4 separate regions of the Homo sapiens genome follow, and all the other regions are linked to region 2. A link is a contact called in ENCODE Hi-C or POLR2A ChIA-PET data. All regions are on one chromosome and are shown on one strand. The core of a region is the stretch at or near the end of the contact, and the rest is flanking DNA. Distances in the headings are between cores, read along the strand shown.

Region 1 (2,700 bases), core at 167-2,666, 380 kb before region 2:
TTTCCTGAAACCCCCCTGCACCCAATCCACTGCTACTTGAGCTGAGTTCTTTCATAGTTGGTTCCCAGGAACAATCAACCAAGTATGAAAGATGGGGTGACAGACTTTTCTTGGAATGCAGGTGGGGGCTGGCTTCCCATTCTCCCTGGGGAAGTAAACACTTTCCGTATATCCTTCACCCTGACTTCCATCTGTGGTTCAGGTCCCACAGATCTCTTAAAGTCCAAGAGGGCTGTGGAGGTGATGGGTGCAAAGCTTTTCAAAATTTCATGCAAATTTTGTGATGTATACTTTTTCTAGAGAATAGGTCTATTCCTTTAAATACCTTTATGTTCCCCCAAATGTGAAGAACTACTACGTTATCCACATTTCTGCTACACAGGCTTCTGGGGAATTATTTGTGTGGGAACAAACACAGATCCTACATGAGAAATAGGGGATGAGCAGGCCATGTGGCTTGGGGCCTCAAGCTTGAGGGTGGGGCTCCAGTGTTGCTGTTTTTAGTGGCAAACTTGTTCATGACTAGTAGTCAAGGTTCAACAGTAATATTGCTTTTAAATAAAATTCCTCAACTCGCCTCCCACATTAGCCAAATCTGAGGGTAGGAAGACCACCTCAAGATCGAGGGTCCTCAAAACTGGAAAGCCGGGGCTTCACAGAGGCTCTTTGGAGAGCTTGGGCATGGCCTGGTTCCAGCAGAGAATCTGGAGCAAGTATCTAGGAGTGGTTTTCTTTTTTCAGTAAGCATGGAAAGGAAAAAGTTGGGAGAGACTTTGCCTGAAATGAAAGCCCCTCGTACAATATTGCGCCCCCCAAAATCAAACAGTGACTTTCTGCTCCTGTGGCCAGAAGAATCTTCAAGTTTCAGAGAAAGCATCATGGCATATATATATAAATTTGAGACGGAGTATTGCTCTGTTGCCCTGGCTGGAGGGCAGTGGAGCGATCTCAACTCACTGCAACCTCCGCCTCCCAGGTTCAAGTGATTCTCCTGCCTCAGACTCCTGAGTAGCTGGGATGACAGGTGCCTGCCACCATGCCCGGCTAATTTTTGTATTTTTAGTACAGATGGGGTTTTACCATGTTGGTTAGGCTGGCCTCAAACTCCTGACCTCAAGTGATCTGCCCGCCTTGGCCTCCCAAAGTGCTGGGATTATAGGCGTGGGCCACTGTGCCCAGCCCGGATCCATATTTTTGTACAACGAGAGATTCACTTTTAGCTCTCACTTTAAGCAGGAAGTGGTTCTTTCTGACTAAAAAGGGGTTTAGCTGCCACACCTTCCATTTGCTGGACAATACAGTAAGACAGAGAGAGAGTGGTTACTGGGAGTACAAGCGATAACACTGTGCTGTCATTCCTGGGGTTAGCAAGCCACAAAGACTAAGGACTACTTGTGGTTGGAAACAAGGGCCCGGAAGCCGGCGGTGCACACTGAGAGGCATCGTCTGAACAACTGGGGAAACACAAATGAGGCTCCACATCTTGATCAATCCTGTTTATCACAAGGGAAGAAATTATGACTGGTTTTGTGCTAAAGAGAAATTAAAACTGAGATCAAAAGCAGTTATACACACTTTATGTTTATTTAAAATGCACACATACATGGTACCCATGCAAAGTAAACTGTGCATAATTCTCATGGAGAGCGTTTTTTTTTTGTTGTTCTAACAGTATCTTTTGTTGTCCTCACAGGGTTGTGAGTTAAGGAACTCTTAGGTAATGTCGTATTGAGGTACCTGATTTGGTAGACACGCCAAGATGTTGAAAGTCAGTATCAGGGCTCAGAGCATGAAAATCCGGGGATCCCCTTTGTAGAACTCTGCCTTAAGAAGGCTATTTCTATCTGGGTTTACTTCTGTTACACATAGTTTTAGGATTGTGGCTACCATGTTGAGTGTTTCTGTGACCACCAAAGTTCTATTTCTCTCTGTTACTAACTCTTTGAGTTTTAGTGCCTTTGTTTAGAGAGATTAGGGGAAAAACAGATTTTTTTTTTTGTATAATTGTTGAGTAGTGTAATTTTCAAATAATAATAATAATAAGCATTTCCTATAACTTAGGCACTATTTTAGTTGCTTCACATGTATTAAATCAGTGACATTTCACAATCACATCATGAAATAGGTGCCGTGTTTATCCCCATTTTACAGATGAAGAAGCTGAGGTGCTGAGAGATTGGAAACTAGCCTGAGGGGAATAGCTAGTAAGCAGCAAGGCCAGGACGCAAACACTGGCAATCTGGTCCCTTACTGATGCCATGCTTCTCTTCAGAGCGCCCAGCCTTTCAGCAAGATTCTCCAAAAAGGTTGTAATGATAAGGCTGGTCTTAGCAGTCTCTGGGCACGGGGCTTGCTCCTGTCACTGCTGGGCAAGGGTGGGTTGCTTGCTGTCTGTGGGCTCTCTCTTGCCTCTGATGAAGAAGGGGAGGAGGTTGGTGACACAGTGTCTTAAGTCGAGCATATGCATGCCTCTGTTTAACTCCTAAGGCATCTGTGTTGGGCACATAATGACAGAGAATTAATATTCAATGATCTCTTGACTGATTTTCCGCTTGTATAATATATGTTCCCAGGCAAGAAAATTTTCGTGGTATCAAAGCAAAGTGGAAATCAGAAAATGTGAAGGTAGTCTAAATGTCTTGCAAGCAGAAGTTTGGTAGGACCAGACATACGATTTAGTTAATGGTCTATTACTTTCCA
Region 2 (2,700 bases), core at 18-2,517:
CTGTGACTGTGCGGCATAAGAACAATGGGTTTTTGCCCCTTCTTTGTCCCCTGAGATGGCATTATAAATAGGCCCTGCCCCCACCAACCCTGCCTCCAGGATGGCAGCCTGTGAATGCAGAACGCCTATAGCCTTCTAGCCGTGTCTGTGGCAAGGGCATGTGCCAGTGGGGAAGCACGAGCTTTGGACCTGAGGACATCTGGGACAGCTCTTGGTGTCAGTGCTCCACCCATGCCTGGGTCCCTCTACCATTGGCAAGCACCTGTCTAGTCTCATCCCAACAACCAGCTTCTGTTTCTCTTAGCCAGAGAATTTCCATGCTGTAAATGACATCAATGACTGCTGGAACCAATATGTTAGCAGAGTAGGAACATACCTGGAAGTTTACATTTTGCTGGGAGGTGTCCTCAACTAAGGACCTACTGTTGCAGGGGTATAAATATCCCCGCTGTCCTGCCTCCTGACTGGATCACTCTAAAGACTGACATTGTCTTCAGAGCCTACTTTCAGGCCTTTCCCTGACATTGCCTGTTTACTTGGTCTATTTCCCTTCCTGGCACCATGATTTGTGATGTGAGTGCTAGAAGAGGATTCAGAATTTGATTTTAATTACTCTTAGTGTCATCTCCTGACCATGGACATCTTAAGTGGTTTTTGTCAGTGTTTACTTTGAAAAGAGAAGTCCTGTCTCTCCCAGGGCCACTGTCTTCAGAGCCTCTGGGTTGGTGACAGGCTGCTGGGGCTGGGGTTCCCATGGGGGAGATGAGGCTGAGCCCAGAATGAGAATCAAATGGCCCTGCATTCAGGAAACTCTCAGAATTTGTCACCTTATATACAATATCTGTAGTCAAATCCAAGTGATTCATTTCCTTTTTCTGAAGCCACAGAGCTATAGGGATCCACTCTCATGCTTCCTCCCTAGCCGTCTTCATTTTCCTAGCCTCCTTCATTTCACTCACTTCATTCTTCCTAAACACAGTGAGATTCTTTTAGGTCAGCTGCCCTCAGCCTCTATTCTCTGGGGTCTTTAACATCTGCTTTGGGTTGCTACTTCAACTCCTGAAGAACTCCCCTTTGCTGTTAATTATAAATGCAGGTGGTATAAATAACCATTTGAAATGAGTCAGAGATGACCTGATAAAGTCCTCTGCATTGAGCAGGCTAGATGGCGCTGGAAAGAGAGGCTGGGCTGAGCAGGTGGTAGGAGAAGGTTCCCTTGGGTACAGGAAGTGGGAGTGGGAGGGCCGTGTGCCCAAGTGGAAAGAGCATTTCAAGAACAGCTTTGGCTCAATTGTGGCCGCAGAATCTGGCAAGCACACCACAGGCTTTGTTGCCTTCAGTGCCAAAAGCCAAGAAAACCAGCCCTTGCTGGCCTTGGAGCGAGCAGGGAGAAGAAAAATCCGAGGAATACATTGTCTGACTGTCGCCGTGGACAAGTGTTCCCGTGCAAGCAGATGACCTCTTTCCCGGAACAAAGCTCCATGTTTTAATAGCAGAAATCTCCCAGAAGGAAATGTCAAGGTAAACAAGTGTTGGGGCAGATTATACAGCGGACTCCTCCCGTCTAGAATTCTCTTTTTGGAAAGTGCTCTCTGAAGGGTTGTAGCCTCTATAGCATGAGCCCCCACAAAGATGGGTTTCTGTCCTCCAAGGAAAAGCATGTCAGGTAATCCCTGATGGAAAGGGGAACTTCAGAGGAACATAGGGATAGAGCTTTATTCCCAAGGGCAAAGCAGGCGGTGGCACGGAACAAATGCATGGGACCTCAGGGAGCCCTTTGTTTAGAGTAGCACTGAGGTGCCTCTGTCCCCCTAGCCATTGACATAAAGGTCACAAACCCGCAGCATGACTTTCCTTCCCCTCTTTCCACCAGGATTAAGTTTAGTCTCAGGTCATGACTTCTAAAGTGCATCTGAGATACACACCACCTTGCCAGGACCAGATGCAGGTCAAAGAAGGGTCAATGAAGCAAAATCAAAACCAGAAGGTTTTCTATTTCCTTCAAGGACATTAACAAAGGGAGCACTGTTGCCAAAGGATATAATAGCAAATGTCAATTAGTCCTGGAAGCACATCTTACATGACTAAACCTGATGCTGTGTGGAGGCCACTCTTAACCCTCGCCACCACTGTATGTACAGAGCACATGCTGCACCTGTCAAGTCACCCTGTTTGCCCAAAACATTAACTGGCCCTTCCTTTGTTCCTACTAATCACTCCTAATTCTGTGTGTTGCAGCTGTATTGTCAGGCCCTTCCCTGCTTTATTTCTTAGGGCATCTATTGTTATTATTAAATGATTGTTTTTTTGTTTTTTTTTTTGAGACGGAGTCTCGCTCTGTCGCCCAGGCTGGAGTGCAGTGGTGCGATCTCAGTTCACTGCAAGCTCCACCTTCCAGGTTCACGCAATTCTCCTGCCTCAGCCTCCCCAGTAGCTGGGACTACGGTGCCCGTCACTACGCCCGGCTAATTTTTTGTATTTTTAGTAGAGAGGGGGTTTCGCCGTGTTAGCCAGGATGGTCTCGATCTCCTGACCTCGTGATCCACCTGCCTCGGTCTCCCAAAGTGCTGGGATTACAGGCACGAGCCACCGTGCCTAGCCTAAATGATGTTTTTTATGGAAACCCAGCACATGGTAGGCAGGGATTCCTTCCTGCTTCCTAGACTTCAAGCATCCACCCTGACAGTGCTGGTTCTGCTC
Region 3 (2,700 bases), core at 120-2,619, 290 kb before region 2:
TCAAGGCAGTCTTCTGGCAAAGTGTACTTCAGGAAAATTTGAAAAAAAAAGTATGTCACCAAAGCAGTGGAAAATACCCACCCTGTGGTTTTAGGATTTGCTGTTCAAATTGTATGAGAGCTAAAAATTCAGAGAGGGAATTAGCTAGGAGTCAGGCTGCCCATACATGTTATTCATGTAATTAGATGATGAGAAGAGAATTCTAAAAGCTTCCAATTCAATTTCTTTCATTTAGGGTATTCTTATTTAATTATCTGTGATCCTAAGGGAGCAGCCTGAGAAAGTGTTGAAAATATGGGGAACAAAGAGAGACAAGAAAATCTGAAAGTGATTGTAGTTAATCTAATGTATGTACTTTAGGATTTTGGTCAGAGAGATTCACAGCCCATTGGGTCCCTTCACATTTCCTTGATACACTAATAGAATCTGATTTCCTAGTGTCAGAATGAGAAATTCTGCATAACATCAGAAACACATATATTTAGAGAAGCTGGAAAGTGACCAAGTGTAAGCTGACTGCCCATCTGGCAGCTGGAAAGATGAACTAATATGACTCTTGAGCCCCAAGTTTGGTATGAAATAGCAGGAAGAGCTGGACTAGAGAACATTATTGTAGAGAGTGCTCTCACTGGATGTCATGGGAGGAAATCATTGGCTCTGCTGATTCTTTCTGAACAACCCAAGAGGCTTTGTCTGGTGTATCAGATGCTTTTAATTGATTTCAGTAGTTTTATCTCATTTTCTGGGTGATCTAACTGCAGAGTGTGAGTGAGCAGAACAGGATGCCATTGCTGAGAAAAGCATTATTCATGTCATTGGAGGAGATTTTTAGACAAAGGAACACCTAGAAGTATGCTCTTGATACCGTTATCCTGATGGGTTGGTGAGGGAAGTCACCAAGTCTCTGAGTCAGAGGACTTCTCTCCTTTAGCCTGAGAAAACTCGACTTCCAGGGTTGCCAGTCTGCTAACGATATGGGAGAAGAGTCCGTAATTCCCACACCAGTGAGTGCCCTCCTTGAATCTGAGTGGAGAATTTCATTATATTGACTCATTTTTGAGCAAGAGACGCCCAAATATGTAACGTAGCACTATCCTTCTCTTATATTAGGTTGAGCTATATGAAAGTGAAGATAGTCAACCTTCTTTTTCTAACTTCAGAAATGACAATTTCATATAGTTCAATCTAATATGTTAGCAAAACTCAGTAGTGGTGTGAAATATAGGGGTGCTTTATTCTTCATGAGACCATTACGGCCTGTTATTTTCACTTCCTATTGAGCTCTCTGAAATAAGCCAAATTGAAACTCCCTCTTGATTTCACACAGATGGGGCACCAGCTCTGCCCATTCATGCAGCACCATTAGTCTTCAGTGCCTGCCACGGCCCAGGTCTGCCCGACTGGATTTTCTGCTTCTCTGTTTGGGTAGCCAATGTCAGGTTCATGGATTATGCTTTTGCTGCATGTCTGCTATTACTAACACAGAGAGCTGTCCAGTGATTCCCCACTTGTTTTTAAAGAGATCACCTTGCTTTCCTTTATCTCTTGTTTTGGCAGGGGGTGGGAGGAAGGTTCTTTTTTTTTTTTTTTTTTTTTACAAAGCTTTTGCTCAAATTTTGTCTCAGCATCATCAAAAAATTACATGTCAAATACTCATGTAGCTGAATTTTTTTTTCTTTCAAACAGACATTTTCTGGCTTTGCTGACGCATATCTTGGCTATTGTATCACGGCAACACAGCAACTCATATTATTTATTACTTATCCTGTAGCATATTAACTTTGTTCCCATATCTATGCCTCTAGGATAAACTTTAGGCAAAGTTTTTTCTCCATTAAAAAAATTTACATTTACATTTACATTAAACTTTATCTGTAACAGAGGAGGCGTTACAAATCAACATAGACAATTATCTAACCATATTGCTCCCCACCCAAAAAGAGTATACCTTTCACCAGTATAAAAATAAGGTTCAAGTGGATTGGAGAGCTAAATATGAAAATCACAACTTAGAAACTTTTAGAGAAAAAAGAGGGAAGATTAACATTTGAAGACATTGGAACAGAAAGGAATTTCTTAAATGAAACATAAGGAACATATAACAAAGAAGATTTATACACCTGACTACATAAAAATTAGTAAACTTCTGCATGACAAAGCACTGTAAATAGAACTTAAAATAAAACTCAGACTGGGAAATTTTTCCATTTCTAAAATTCAACAAACAATAGGTATCAAAAATATATGAGTGATTTCACACCAACAATTTTAAAAATGGGAAAAAGTATAAAGGGGCAGTTCCATAGAGAGGAAGGGCAAATGGTGAACAACAACTGCAAAGACGCTCAACCTCATGAACGACCAAGGAAATGCAAATGAACACACCAGTAAGACACCATTTCGTATCCACCAGACAGACAAACTTCAAAAGGCCTGCTAACACCAAGTGTTTGTCAAGGATCTAGGTAAATAGAAACTCATATTCATTGTTGGTAGAAGGCAGATTTTGCACTATTCCTTTGTAGAGCAAATTGGCGATACCCAGTAAATCCTCTATGACTTAGTTATTTCACTTCTAAGTATGGTTATGCATTGCTTAATGATGGGGATACATTCTGAGAAATGTGTGGTTAGGTTGTGTGAACATCATAGAGTGTATTCACACAAACCTAGACAGTATAGCCTCCTGCACACCTAGGC
Region 4 (2,700 bases), core at 80-2,579, 300 kb after region 2:
GTCATACAAACCAAGAACCTGTCCCTATCTCTGAATAACTTATTTTTTAACAATTTCTAAATGTGTTGTTTTTCTCACATTTCTTGTTATGCTTTAGATTTACAAATACTATGTATTTAAACTATGAAAACATAGAAACTAGTCCCGAAATATTTTTAAGTACCAAATACAGATTTCACTTCATCCATTAAATCTCTGTTGGCAGGATTTTATTTCTTTACCCATGTGAACTCAGTTAAAACTTAAACTGTGCCCACCTTGCACTGATTAAAACTAGAATTTTCAAAGCCCAAAACAGTGTTTTATTAGAACCATGTCCAATCCAGACCCTGACAAAATCGATATTCACTTTATGACACTGTTTGTTTGTATAATTTTTATTGTGTCTTTTTAAAACTTTATTTCCAATATAGGAAATGCTTTTTTCTTTAATAAAAATACTTATGTCTTTGGAAAATGAGAGTCCTCTAGGATTTCAAAGACCTCTTCTAATACAAAGAAGTTTTTGTCTAAACGGAAACGGCTTCAGATGAGATCAGCTAAAAACAAGTCCATTTTGTTCAAGCTGATCAGCACTTATTCACTTACAATGAGGGACATTTTATAGGTTTCTCTGTCATTTGAAAAATGGTTCTACTATTGGGTGCTATTCCTAACTCTTAAAGAGTGGCCAAAGGCATCACTAAAGAATTCACCACTCTGTTTCTCACTCCCTCATAGAAATTAGGAAAATCAAATGGGAAAGAAGCTGATGACAAGGCAGAAGAATAAAACACAGATCAGGTCCCTGTCCCTGTATCCAATTTCAGGGTGGGCCAGAGGGTCTCCAGTGAACAGAACTTTCCTAGAAGTAGAAGATACTCATCATGTATACTGAAGACTGAAAATAGAGCTGTCTGCTTGGCTTATAACCTCAGGCTGACATAAGCCTGATGAAGAAGAGCCCAGTTCTCCAAGTCATTTGCAGAACCGACCCATTCAGTCACAGTTGTAGACCTTCATTTAGAACTAGCCTTGTGCCTTGAACAACTTTATAAAGAGAATCAAACTCTCATAGCACCATGTTCCAGTCTGACCCAGAACTGAAGAGGCCTTGGGGTACAGGACCCCACCAGCCAGCTTCGGTACTTCCTCTACCTGAATCCCGACATCAGACCCCTCTAAAGAGCCTCTCAATGGTTCTGGCAAATGCCACGGGTGTCCCTTTGAAACTCTCCCCAGTCATGAGAGATGTGGATACAGACAAGGAGACCTTCACTGCCTGGCCTGAAGGGAGGGAAGGCACGACCGCGGGCTCGGGCAGCTGCAGAGGGGAGCCTCTCCAGCTGTCCCTGGGGCGAGGCTGAGAGCAGCAGATCCCTCAGCAGATCCCTGCACGTATTTTTAGACAGAGACTCCTCAATGGCATAATGAGGTTCTTCTTTTAAAAGGAAATCACCCAGGGCAGTACAACTCCCCTGATGAATCTGGGCTGTGTCAAAATGAAAAACATACGTGCGCATTCTGAAACTAGAAACTCAGGATTAGATAAAGCAGAACTTGAGAGAGGAAGATAATTAGTGGTGCTGATGTTTAAAAAAGAAAAAAAAAAGAAGTATAGAATTAAAAAGCTATACTGCATCTATATATCTTAATTAATCAAGGGATGTTGTTAAAGAAGTTCTGAGTTCAATTTAATCTTCCAATCTTGAGTTCAATTTAATCTTCTGATCTCTAACTACTGAAGACATTTTATCCATTTTATCTTACGCACATAAGACCTTGTGGAAGTAAGGTTGTTACCACCTGCACAGGATGAAAAGTATACTCTTTATGCTCTTATCTTAGAAACCTTTATGGAACTAAGTAGCCTACAACTATACATATAACAGGATAGCTAGGTTCGGGGAAATTACCTAAACCAAATCTCTACATTCTATTTTTTTTTATATTTAAAATGTTTTGAAACAATGTTTTCATAAATGAATTCTGACATGAACTAAAGTGTAGGATGGCACAGATCAAGAATTTTCTGGCACTTCTGCTTTAACCATACCACCAAACTTCGTGTGTGTGAGAGAGAGAGAAAGAGAGAGGGAGAGAGAAAGGAGGGAGACGGAGGGAGCCGTGTGTATATTTCTGGTTTTCTGAGTTGTTTTCTCAGTTGATGCACATGAGATTAGGTTTAAGGGCTTGTTCTGTAATTGACCGCAGGGACTCCTTTTTTAAAAAACCTGAAAAGTTAAAAAGTTCTTTCAAAACTGTAATGAATAAATCATATCAAAAATGAGGCAGGGTAGGGGTTGGGGAAGGTCCGATATTTGGCCGGCAAACAGAGCAGTATAACCCACCAACTACTCTTTAGATCCTCATACTTGAAACCCCAGTGTCATTATTATATGCCTATGATATTCATTTAGGCTAGCATATTTATTCTCAGTTTTTTTCTAATTTAAAAAAATATATCAAGTCCCCTTCAACCAGAGACAGTCATTGCCTTTACTTTACGTGACCACTGTAAGCTCCAGGGACTGTGCTCAGGCTCATTGCCAAGGCCTGCATTTTCACTTACAGGCAGTCGGTGATCCTGGTACATCATGAGAACTGAGTGTGTCCGCCAAGACAGAGTCTCCACAACTGTCCTCACATGATTGACTCACGGCGCCCATCTGTGAGGCCTTCACTGCAACTTGTAGGCTCTCAGCTAAGATGGAGAAAAAC

What was found. Hi-C counts contacts between places; a loop is a spot of excess contacts on that map. ChIA-PET counts read pairs that join two places held with the same protein, here RNA polymerase II (POLR2A). Pooled maps may share reads with other maps.
Region 1: a loop to region 2 is called in a map with no recorded cell type, with 10 times the contacts of the local background. The contact joins two enhancer-like sites. A Hi-C loop is called at or near these places in 17 of 37 single-sample maps with no recorded cell type and 9 of 50 pooled maps. POLR2A ChIA-PET finds 5 or more read pairs at or near these places in 2 of 52 experiments (GM12878 and activated T-cell).
Region 3: a map with no recorded cell type shows a loop between it and region 2 (8-fold over the local background). The contact joins two enhancer-like sites. A Hi-C loop is called at or near these places in 10 of 37 single-sample maps with no recorded cell type and 7 of 50 pooled maps. POLR2A ChIA-PET finds 5 or more read pairs at or near these places in 2 of 52 experiments (activated CD8-positive, alpha-beta T cell and activated T-cell).
Region 4: a map of GM12878 shows a loop between it and region 2 (2.7-fold over the local background). The contact joins two enhancer-like sites. A Hi-C loop is called at or near these places in 3 of 168 maps with a recorded cell type or tissue (GM12878, ascending aorta and chondrocyte), 11 of 37 single-sample maps with no recorded cell type and 10 of 50 pooled maps.

What each region holds. Positions count from the first base shown.
Region 1 is chr5:74,577,992-74,580,691 of GRCh38, reverse strand. No RefSeq gene overlaps it. Among named protein-coding and RNA genes, the nearest start is that of LINC01331, 43 kb to the right of the region's middle. Within about 2 kb of position 1,416, at least 4 of the 41 ENCODE cell types and tissues checked have a DNase peak (open chromatin) inside an H3K27ac peak, as active enhancers do.
Region 2 is chr5:74,200,063-74,202,762 of GRCh38, reverse strand. No RefSeq gene overlaps it. Among named protein-coding and RNA genes, the nearest start is that of LINC02122, 98 kb to the right of the region's middle. RefSeq lists enhancers at 1,005-1,054, 1,075-1,144. Within about 2 kb of position 1,267, at least 10 of the 41 ENCODE cell types and tissues checked have a DNase peak (open chromatin) inside an H3K27ac peak, as active enhancers do.
Region 3 is chr5:74,489,605-74,492,304 of GRCh38, reverse strand. The region is part of intron 2 of LINC01331 (long intergenic non-protein coding RNA 1331); the gene reads left to right. Among named protein-coding and RNA genes, the nearest start is that of LINC01331, 46 kb to the left of the region's middle. RefSeq lists enhancers at 893-942, 1,533-1,592. Within about 2 kb of position 1,369, at least 3 of the 41 ENCODE cell types and tissues checked have a DNase peak (open chromatin) inside an H3K27ac peak, as active enhancers do.
Region 4 is chr5:73,897,945-73,900,644 of GRCh38, reverse strand. It overlaps ARHGEF28 (Rho guanine nucleotide exchange factor 28), which reads right to left. Exons shown (of 36, transcript NM_001177693.2): 30 at 2,552-2,683. Among named protein-coding and RNA genes, the nearest start is that of LINC02122, 200 kb to the left of the region's middle. Within about 2 kb of position 1,329, at least 2 of the 41 ENCODE cell types and tissues checked have a DNase peak (open chromatin) inside an H3K27ac peak, as active enhancers do.